Regions from separate parts of the Homo sapiens genome. Here region 1 is linked to region 2. Evidence: read pairs that join two places in POLR2A ChIA-PET (ENCODE). Cell type or tissue: PC-9. All regions are shown on one strand. Links, peaks and the distances in the headings refer to the core of each region. The heading gives the core; the rest is flanking DNA. Region 1 has its middle 5.4 kb from the start of SERPINB6. Region 2 overlaps SERPINB9 (serpin family B member 9).

What was found. ChIA-PET counts read pairs that join two places held together with the same protein. Peaks named below come from ENCODE experiments on the same cell type or tissue, not always from the same donor. Only the 100,000 strongest peaks of a DNase experiment are listed, where the experiment ranks them.
Region 1: POLR2A ChIA-PET joins it to region 2 with 8 read pairs; 12 of 35 experiments call an interaction of 5 or more read pairs at or near these places.

The regions. Positions count from the first base shown.
Region 1 is chr6:2,974,201-2,979,699 of GRCh38, forward strand. No RefSeq gene overlaps it. Among named protein-coding and RNA genes, the nearest start is that of SERPINB6, 5.4 kb to the left of the region's middle. In PC-9, for the core only: no CTCF peak of the experiment used is centred there; a DNase peak (open chromatin) is centred at 2,701; H3K27ac peaks cover 2,724 bases.
Region 2 is chr6:2,886,900-2,892,152 of GRCh38, forward strand. It overlaps SERPINB9 (serpin family B member 9), which reads right to left. Exons shown (of 7, transcript NM_004155.6): 6 at 4,934-5,089; 7 at 371-3,671. The coding sequence ends at 3,264. The region is part of intron 2 of SERPINB9-AS1 (SERPINB9 antisense RNA 1); the gene reads left to right. Among named protein-coding and RNA genes, the nearest start is that of SERPINB9-AS1, 5.5 kb to the left of the region's middle. RefSeq lists a silencer at 633-833. In PC-9, for the core only: no CTCF peak of the experiment used is centred there; no DNase peak of the experiment used is centred there.

The DNA.
Region 1 (5,499 bases), core at 230-5,229, 88 kb after region 2:
AGTTCACTAATGTTTTCTTCTAGTATTTGCACAGTTTTATTTTTTATATTTAGATTGCTGATCCCTTTAAAGTTTATTCTGGTGTATGGGAAATATAGATCCAATTTTAACTCGCTTTCAAGTGACTTTCAGTTTTTCCACCTCTGTTTATTGAAAAACCATTTTCACTAATGTCTTCACATGCCACCTATGTTATATATCAAATAGCTGCATATACTTGGGTCTGATTCTGAACTTTCTAAACTTTCTATTTGGTTCTGTTGGTCAGATTCTTTCAGTTATAGAGGTTTTCTCTTATGATTCAATATCTCGTACAGCGCATTCTCCTTACTGCTCTTCTGCTTCAGATTTTCCTGGCTCTCCTTGTTGCTTTTTCTCCCATACAAACTTTTTTTTTTTTTTTTGAGCTGGAGTCCCTCTCTGTCACCCAGGCTGGAGTGCAGTGGTGCGATCTTGGCTCACTGAAACCTCCATATCCTGAGTTCAAGCGATTCTCATGCCTCAGCCTCCCAAGTAGCTGGTATTACAGGCGCATGCCACCACACCCAGCTAATTTTTGTATTCTTAGTAGAGATGAGGGTTCACCATGTTGGCCAGGCTGGTCTCAAACTCCTGAACTCATGATCCACCCTCCTCAGCCTCCCAAAGTGCTGGGATTACAGGTGTCAGCCACCGCACCCGGCCTCACCCATACAAATTTAAGAGTCAACTTGTCTAGCTCTAAAGAAAAAAATCTTGTTGGCAGGGCATGGTGGCTTACACCTGTAGTCTCAGTACTTTGAGAGGCCAAGGCAGGCAGATCACTTGGTCAGGAGTTCAAGACCAGCCTGGCCAACATGGTGAAACCCCATCTCTACTAAGAATACAAAAATTAGCTGGACCTGGTGGCGTGTGCCTATAATCCCAGCTGCTTGGGAGGCTGAAGCAGGAGAATTGCTTGAACCTGGGAGGCAGAGGTTACAGTGAGCTGAGATGGTGCCATTATACTCCAGCCTGGATGATGGAGCGAGACCCTGTCTCAAAAAAATATATATATAATAATTAAAAAAATAAAATTAAACTGTAGTCAAACAGGCCAGATGCAGTGGCTCACGCCTATAATCCCAGGACTTTGGGAGGCAGAGGTGAGTGGATCACCAGAGCGAGACTCTGTCTCAAAAACATAAAATAAAATAAAAATAAAATAAATGAAAATAAAAATAAATCTTGTTGGTAATCTATTAGAAACATATTGAATTTACATATTACCCTGTTATAAACCAACATTTGTACTTTGATTTAGTTGTTCTAGCCAAGAACATGCTGGGTCTTTCTGTTCCTTCAAATAATTTTTTTCCTTTTTCCTTTAAAGTTTTGTTCATGTAAGATTTGCACATTTCTTGTTTAGTTTATTTCTAGTTATTTTATCTCTTTGTTGATATTGTATGTAAGCAAGTTTTTTCCATTATATTTTCCAACTAGCTTTTGTTTGTGGATGAGAAAATTGTTTTTATGTATTAACTTTATAACCTGCTGCCTTACTGAAATTTTTTACTATTTGTATTTTTTATTGATTCTTTTAAGTCATCTATAGCTATACTACATCACCTATAAATAGAAATAGTTGTACTTCTTTCTCCAATGTTCATCTCTCTAATCGTTTTCTCTTGTTTGATTGCATTGGCTGATACCTTCAGTGGAGCAAATTGCCTGACCACTTGTGGTGTTAGTATCTACAAAATGAAAGTGTGAGCCCATATAGCTTCACCAAAGGGCAAGTCATTCCTAACCTCAATGGCTTCTTCTCAAAATAGGTTTACTGGGCAGGGAGACCTAGGAAGGGGTTCTGTAGTCTGGCATTCTCTGCCATCCCACCTGGATTTAAATAAGATTGAAGAACTATTTCCAAATTACGTAGGTTAATAATTCTGAGCTCAGCATCCTCCTAGAGAGACATATCTGGCATAAAGTTGTTTCATAAATGTTTATCACATTTTCATTATATCGTATTCTAACAGGCTTATAATGAGAAGCAATCAAAACCAAAAGTAACCAGGTTTCTAATAATAAGTGAGATGAGTGCACAGTTGGAGAACTACTCTGATGAGTGGTTCTGATGCTCATGGGACAAAGGCCTGGGTTTTCGTTGTCTATAATCAAACGTGAAAAAGCAGTTTGATGTGGCACCACTGGAAATGCGTACAGGCCATTTCTTCCCCTCTTCAGCCATTTTCAGATGGGAAAGCAGAGGGGATTCTGGCATTCTCCAAAAAAGACCCCTGGAAAACCCGTCTCCAGAGCCTCCTGCCTGAAGGTAACATTCAGGCTCTTCTATATTTTTTCTCTTTCCCGTTTTTCTCATTTAATAAGGAATTGGTCAATCATGCAATATACGCGTGGGGCTAACCTCCCGAGGGAGAGCCTCACCCTCTCTCCGGACCCAGAGTGAGGAAGGAAAGATGAGCAGGGGTGAATCAATGGACTTCTGAGTCACACTTTAGTTTTCCTCAGAACTTTTCAGGGACTGGGCCTTCACTCAAGAAATTTCCCAGGCAGCTGTCTTGAAAACTGAGTTCAGGGTGCCTCTAAGCTATCTCAGTGCCAGGTGGTGGCTGGAGGAGAGGTGAATGCCACTGTTAGAAGACACTAGAGAGCTGAAGGCAGGCATCTCATTGTCCGTTTGTAGAGGATCACAGTCACAATTGTTATTCCATGGAACTCGGTGACTCATTGGTGTTTAATGTTCAGAAAATTCATTTCAAACATAAGATGTCATAACAAAGACCTGACTTCAGGGAAAGCCTTTTTCTTTCCCACCTGCTTAATTGGTCCCTGCTGCTAACCATGACTGAAAACACATGGGTTTTACTTAGCAATAGCGTGACATTTTCTTTTCTCAGACTTCTCCGGATGGGGGCTAGTTCAGTTTTGGTTTGAAAGGACTTCAGTACTCCATGTAAAATAAAAGTAAAAAAAGCCTTTTTGGTGTGTAAACCAAAAAGTATCTGAGACAAGTATCAATCAATTTAGAAGTTTATTTTGCCAAGGTTAAGGTCGTGCCCGTGACACAGACTCGGGAGGTCCTGAGAACACGTGCCTAAGGTGGTTGGGGTACAGCTTGGTCTTATACATTTTAGGGAGACATAAGACATCAATCAATAGATACAAGATGTACATTGGTTCGGTTTGAAAAGGTGAAACAACTATAATCGGGCGGGGAGGCTCCAGGTCATAGGTAGATTCAAAGATGTTCTGATTTGCAATTGGTTTAAAAGAGTTTATCTGAAGACCTGGAATCAACTGAAGGAAGTGTCTGGGTTACGATAAGGGGTTGTGGAGACCAAGGTTCTTATTATGCAGATAAAGCCTCCAGGTAGAAGGTTTCAGAGAGGATAGATTGTAAATGTCTCTTATCAGACTTAAAATGTGCCAAACTCGTAGTTAATTCTCTCCTGGATCAGGAAAAAACCTGGAAAAGGGAAGGGGATTCTCTACAGAATGTAGATTTCCCCCACAAGAGACAGCTTTGCAGGACCATTTCAAAACATGCCAAAGAAATACATTTTGGGGTAAAATACTTCAATTTCTTTCAGGGCCTGCTCTTTGTCATGTGATGCTATTCTAGGACCAGGCTGGAATTTGGTGTCTGACTGCTACAAAAAAAAAAAAAAGCTGTTTCATTAGTATTAAGATCTCTATTTTAACATTAATGTTGGTCAGTTGTGTCTGAATTCCAAAGGGAGGAAGGCATGTCCTGCCCCCTCTTCCCATCATGGCCTGAACTTTGGAATGCCCTTGGCCCAGAGAAGGGGTCCATTCACATGCTTGCAGAGCTCAGAGTTTTATTCTTAGTTTACAGCTGTTTACAAGACAGTCTGAATTTACAATCAGGAAACTGGAAATAGAGATTTACCAGCTTCAGCATGTGTCCCTGAAGCTTAAAAAAATAAAAATAAAAAAGATTTACTAGGGATCTTCGTCATGGGTACTAAACACATCTCATTTACTTTTGAATTTGGAATTGTTACAAGTAAATATTTTGTATTGCTGCACTTTATTTTTTAAAACAATTCCCTTTCAAATGTTAGAAATCATAGATTGAGGAAAACACTTTCAAAAAGAATGTGCAACCACAACCAGCTCATGTAACACAAATCGGGTTTGGTGTAAGAACACAGCACTCTAACTCACCCATGACCAAACCAAAGAACAGCAACTAAGAGATCACTCTGAATGAGCGCACTCTGTTCTGCTGACATATCAGCTCTAACACAGAAAGGGAGAAAAGAAGTTCTCCTGAATAACTGTGACTATTTCACTGTGACACTTACATTATGTAATACCATCATTCTCCTTGTAAATTTCTCAGAATTTCATGGATTAACAGACTCATAAAACTTGAAGAGCATTTCTACCTCGATGTTAATGGTAAAGATGGATTTGAATTTATTTAGCAATATTTAAAAAAAAACTAGGTCACAGTAAATTGAACCAAGGAAGACTCAGTGTCTAAATGGTAAATAAATAATAAACTGGGGCCATGGATGAGTAAAAAACTTACCCTAACAGATAAACCATCCATGATTAGGTCAATTGCTTAGTTTACTCTATTTGGTTAATTGCATATTTATCATACAACTACAATGCAAACATTGAGATTGGTCCAGAGCTAGAACCCCTGCCCTCCAACAGAGGACATAAGTTCCTAGGCAACTACCTACACCAAATTTGTTTTCCTTATAGATAATGTAAACCAAAAATAAAATTCTAAGTACCCCAGCCAACTGAATGGACCTCTCCACCAAGGGCATTCCAAAGTTAGTGTGAAAAACTAGTTCAGGCCATGATGAAAAGTGAGGACAAACATGCCTCGTTCTCATTACACCCACGTGCCTTTGGAATTCAGGCACAATTCCTCATCTTAACGCAGACATTCTCTTCTATTGATTCCATCTGCATGATAGGAACCTTAGTCTCCGCAACCCCTTATCTTAACCCAGACACCCAGACATTCCCTTCTACTGATTCTAAATCTTTAGATAATAACTTAACCCTTTTCAACTAATTGCCAATTAGAACTTTTTTTTTTTTTTTTTTTTTTTTTTGGAGACAGGGTCTCACTCTCTTGCCCAGGCTGGAGTGCAGTGGCATGATCTTGGCTCGACTTCCCAGACTCAAGCAATCCTACCACCATAGCCTCCCAAGTAGCTGGGACTACAGTCACATGCCACCACGCCAGACTAATTTTTTTATTTTTTGTGGAGACAATGTCCCACTATGTTGCCAGGCTGGTCTTGAACTCCTGGGCTCAACTGATCCTCCTGCCTCTGCCTCCCAATGTGCTGGGATTATAGGTGTGAACCACTATGCCTGGCCAGAAAATTCTTGAATTCACCTATGACCTGGAAGCCCCCACTTCCGGTTGTCTGCCTTTCTGGACCGAAGCTGCATACATTTTACGTGTATTGATTGATGTCTTATGTTTCCCTAAATTGTATAAATCCAAGTTGTAGCCCAGCT
Region 2 (5,253 bases), core at 1-5,000:
GATGACTAAACATTGTAAATACATCAATTTACTCAAGTAATTTATATGCTTAATGTCATGCTAATCCTTCCTCCCAAAAAATTGAAAGTTAAAAAAATTACTTTGGGTATTAAAAAATTATTCTAAAGTTCACCAGAAGAATAAAGATGGAAAAATAGATTTACAATATCCAGAAATTGGCTAATAAATAAAATTATGCTTTCTCCTGAATGTCAATAATACAAAATCAAATTCCATGTGAATTAGTTAAATCATTACAAAAATAAAAGTTTAGAGAAAAAACTATTTTATTTTACTACTTTATGAATGGAAAAGTACTTCTAAGAATGGAAGTGGTGTCGGAAATCACAAAGGGAAAATCTAGATTTGATTATAGAGGAAAACAAAACACTGTTTATTAATGAAACATCATAACAAAATTTAAAAGGCAATACAAGAATGAGAGAAAATATAAAACAGAGGGATAATATCTTTAATAGGCAAAGACATATGTAAAAACGAAGCAGAAAAGTAGGTGTATGAATGACAATTCATAGATGAGGAAATTCAAGAGCCAATAAATGCATAGAACACTTTCACCACTAATAAAAGAAATGCAATAAGTATCTGCATATGATACATAATGTTGCAGATGTTTGTAATTTACATAAAAGATACTGAACTAGGGCTGGGCTCAGTGGCTTATGCCTGTAATCCTAGCACTTTGGGAGGCTGAGGTAGGCGGATCGCTTGAGGCCAGGAGTTCAAGACCAACACGGCCAATGTGGCGAAACCCCGTCTCTACTGAAAAATACAAAATTAGCTGGGTGTGATGGTGGGTGCTTGTAGTCTCAGCTACTTGGGAGGCTGAAGCAAGAGAATTGCTTGAATCCAGGAGGAGGAGGTTGCAGTGAGCCCAGATCATGCCACTACACTCCAGCCTGGGTGACAGAGTGAGGCACTGTCTCAAAAAAAAAAAAAAAAAAAAAAAAGATACTGAACTAGGCACTTGACATCCAAGATGTCCACTTGGCCCTTTTCTAAGTGTACTTCACTTTGTTTTCATTCCTCCTCTAAAGCTTTTTAACAAACTGTCACTCGTGTTCTAAAAACAAACAAATGTCTTTCATCTCATTTTTTACTCAGCATTATCTATCAAAGGGACTGGATGTCCCATCTAGTTTGTACTTTAGTTTCTAGCTCATTACATAGGAAATGCAAATAAAAAACACAATGAGATACCACTTCACACCCACTAAGATGGCCATAACTTATTTTTTTTAAAAAAAGGAAAAGGAAAATAATAAGTGTTGGTGAGGAAGTGGACAGAAATTGGAATTCTCATACATTGCTGGTGGGAATGTGGAATGGTTCAACTGCTGTGGAAAACAGTTTGTCTGTTCCTCAAAAAGCTAAACATAGAATTAACATATGACCCAGCAGTTCCACTCCTAGATATATACCCAAGAGAATGCAAAATAGGCATTCAAACAAATACAGGTACACAAACATTCATAGCAGCACTATTCCCAATAGCCAAAAGTCAGAAACAACCCAAAGTCCATCAATGAATGAGTGGATAAATAAATTGTGCTATAAACACATAATACAATTTTATTTGGCCATAAAAATGAAGTGTTGATACATGCTACTATGTAAATAAATCTCAAAAACTTGTACTAAGTGAAAGAAGCCAGACACAAAAGGTCTCATACAATTCAATTTATATAAAATAGCAAGAATAGATAAATCCATAGAGACAGAAAGCAGATTGGTGGTTGCTGGGGGCTGGAGGAAGGAAGGAATGGAGAGTATCTGCTTAATGGGATGGGGTTTCCTTTTAGAGGAGAACATTTTTTTTGGAACTTTAAATAAAGGTGGTGGTTATGCAACATTGTTAACAATACTAAGTGGCACTGAACTTCTCACTTTAAAATAGTTAATTTTATGTTATGTGAAGTTTACCTCAATAAAAAAATTCTTAAAAAAAAAAACTCAGTGATATCCAACCATTAAAAAATATAAGTTACATAGCTCGTATATAATCAACTTACTTATTACTGCACTATGAGGGGCACCCAGATATGTAAGACAGAGTCCCAACCTTTGGTTGTTGGAGGACTATCTAAGGATACAGAGATTAATAAAAATAAAAGAACTACCACGAAAGAAGTGCCCTCCAAGTACAAAGAGAGTTCAAATATGTACATCTGGTTGCGGAGAAAGGAAAAACTTCTCAAAGAAGAATTTGAAGTGAGCTTTAAGGGTTGAATGGAATTTTTACTGTTAGAGGTAGAGAAATACAATATCATAAAGAAAGATGTGATCCCTACAAGAGGATTACGTGGTAAGTTGAAAGACATTAAACAGTCCAACCTGGTCATTGTCAAAACTATATACGTTGGGCACAGAACTGAAGACCAGGTGTCAAAGGAGGATGGCTCTGTCCCCTTTGTGTCCCCAGTGCCTAAAGCAGTGTTTGGTGCATGCTTGGTGATTGGTAAATGTCAAAGAAAAAGATAAAAGATAAAATATAGCCGGGCGCGGTGGCTCAAGCCTGTAATCCCAGCACTTTGGGAGGCCGAGGCGGGTGGATCACGAGGTCAGGAGATCGACACCATCCTGGCTAACACGGTGAAACCCCGTCTCTACTAAAAATACAAAAAATTAGCCGGGCGTGGTGGCGGGCGCCTGTAGTCCCAGCTACTCGGGAGGCTGAGGCAGGAGAATGGCGTGAACCCGGGAGGCGGAGCTTGCAGTGAGCCGAGATCGAGCCACTGCACTCCAGCCTGGGCGACAGAGAGCCAGACTGCGTCTCAGAAAAAAAAAAAAAAAAAAGATAAAATATAAATGTACATTTTACAACCTTTTTTATAAGGCTAAGCACCAGGAAATCTATAAAATAGTAGCAATATCTAGCACCATTTATTACCACTGAGGCAGCGGGTTAAGGAATGTATTCGCAGTGTCAGGAAAGCACAGGGTCGCCAGAGTGAATTGCATGTGGAATTCTAGAAGAACTTTGCTTGCCATCCTATGGGATTTGGACTGCAATTTTAATACAACAGGGAATCATTATGGTCTATTTTCTCAAGATTCTGATTAAGTAGCATAAGCGAGTGTGGAGCATCATGAATTCATGCTGGCAAATCATGAGGGCAGACAGGTAAAGAATCTGCCCTCATCTTTGCACTTGGCTTTCTAGGCCCATCCTCTTGGAGCTGTAGTGGGGATCTGGGGACACAGGAAGAGGGAAATGGCCGAGTGCACGGTAAGTGCACCCTTTATGGCGATGAGAACCTGCCACAGAACAGAATGCTGTTGGCTCTGTTGTGCCTGATGAAGAAAAGGAAAGGGTGGTCAGCACAGAACCTGGGGCCAGATTCCATGCAGCACTCTGCAACTACAAAGCAGCTCGACGCTGCCGCTGCCTCGGTGCCTTCTTCATTCACCTCCACAAAACTCTTGTGCACGAACTTGGACAGACACAGGTCTCTCTCCGCTGACATTGCCGACAAGTCAGCCTTGCCCTGTTGGAAGGCATCAACAATTCCCAAATGCCGAAGCACAGATTCCATGTCATAATCCTCTTGTAGTTTAAATTTTGGAAGGAGAACTTCAACCTCAGTACTCTTCATACAGTCTGGCTTGGTCCAGGCTGTGAGTTTCTCAAAAGTGAGACTTTTTTCCACCTGAAAGACCAGAATTAGACTTTAAGATTCCGACTTCAGTGCACATGTACAAGCGCACAGGCACTCACAGTTCCCTTCCTCCCCTTGCACGTAGGTGTTGTTTGTTCACATAGGATCAGTGGCCCCTTCATCTGCCAGAAGCTTGTGAGCACTCTTACTTGTCCTATGTCCCATGTGCCACTTCCTTGACAAGGGGGAGAGACACCAAGCAGTCAGAGGCAGGAAGGCTGTGGCTGTCCTCTCCTTATCCAACAACTCCAGAGACATCTTGTATTGTGACAAGTGTCAATGCCCAGGCGACTGTGTTTTTTTTTCAAACATAGTCTTTTTAAAGACAACAAACCATTGCTAGTAAAGAAAAGGATTGGAAACGAAAGGGCTCTCAGTGTGAGCCACTCCAACAGGATTATCTGTCCCAGGTGAGATTCTGCATAGTTTCCGGAGCAGAGAGGTTACCAGAGGATTATCTGCCCCAGAGAGATTCTGCATAGTTTCCGGAGCATAGTTTCAGGAAGGTGGGCAGAGGGAGAGCCAATGGCTGCTGCGCACACAGACCTCTTAAGTCATGGGGTCCCACTGCCTGCCATTTGCCATGGTTGACTCTCTCACCCTGGAGATCCATGCTGAAAGGAAGCCGAGTGCCTGGATGTGCCCTCAGAGGCTGCCTCTGGTCCCACCCTCTGAGAACTGGACTTCACACCTCCCTGGATGCCCCCTCCCAGCCTTGTTAGGTCAAAGTTAAGACTTCCTCATTCTCTATTTCAGGTTCCTAGACTTTAAAAGCATAATGCTAAGAATGATGATTGTAATAATGGATCACATTTGTAGAGCATTTACTAGTTGCCAGGCAATGTGGTAAGCTTGTTACCTGAATTACCCACATTTTATCCTCATCATAACTCTAGGAGGCAATAACCCCGAGCAGTCATTTATGCTTTTAGAGTTAAAAGTCTGCCATTCATCAAACTAGCAGGATTTTTATAAGCTTCCTCCTACCTGATTTATTTTAAAAGGCATTTTAACCGCCGCCCACTCCTTCTAGCGATGAAAAAACAGAGGACTGAGATGTGTAGTTTGGCAGATCACGCAGACAATATTGGGAAAAGTCAGCCTTGAACAAAAGTTCGATCCCAACGCCAAGTGCCTGCACAGTGTGCGTCTGCCGCATCGCCAACTCAGAAGGTGAATATGAGAGGTGGAAGTGGCACTCGAGTTCTGCCCGCAAAGGTGTCCCTGGGTTCTTCCCGCAGCCCGGGTCTTACCGTGCTGAGCTCCACGCCGTCGTCAGGCAGCAGCACCAGCAGGCTCAGCTCCTTCCTGGCGTAGGGCAGCTCCAGCAGCTGCGCGCGCACCTCGCCCACGTGGGCGAGCTTAAACGTGGCCTCCTGATACATCATCTGCACTGGCCTTTGCTCCTCCTGGGGGAAGGATTATTGAAAGACGCAATTAAAACTTTCAAAAGAGCTGCAGTTGCCTCCAAGAGTGTTTTCAGCACCTGTGATGGAAACCGCCACATTCATGCCCCAGTTAACACTAAAAAAAAAAAAAAAAAAAAAAAAAAAAAAAGTCAACCAGTTCCTTC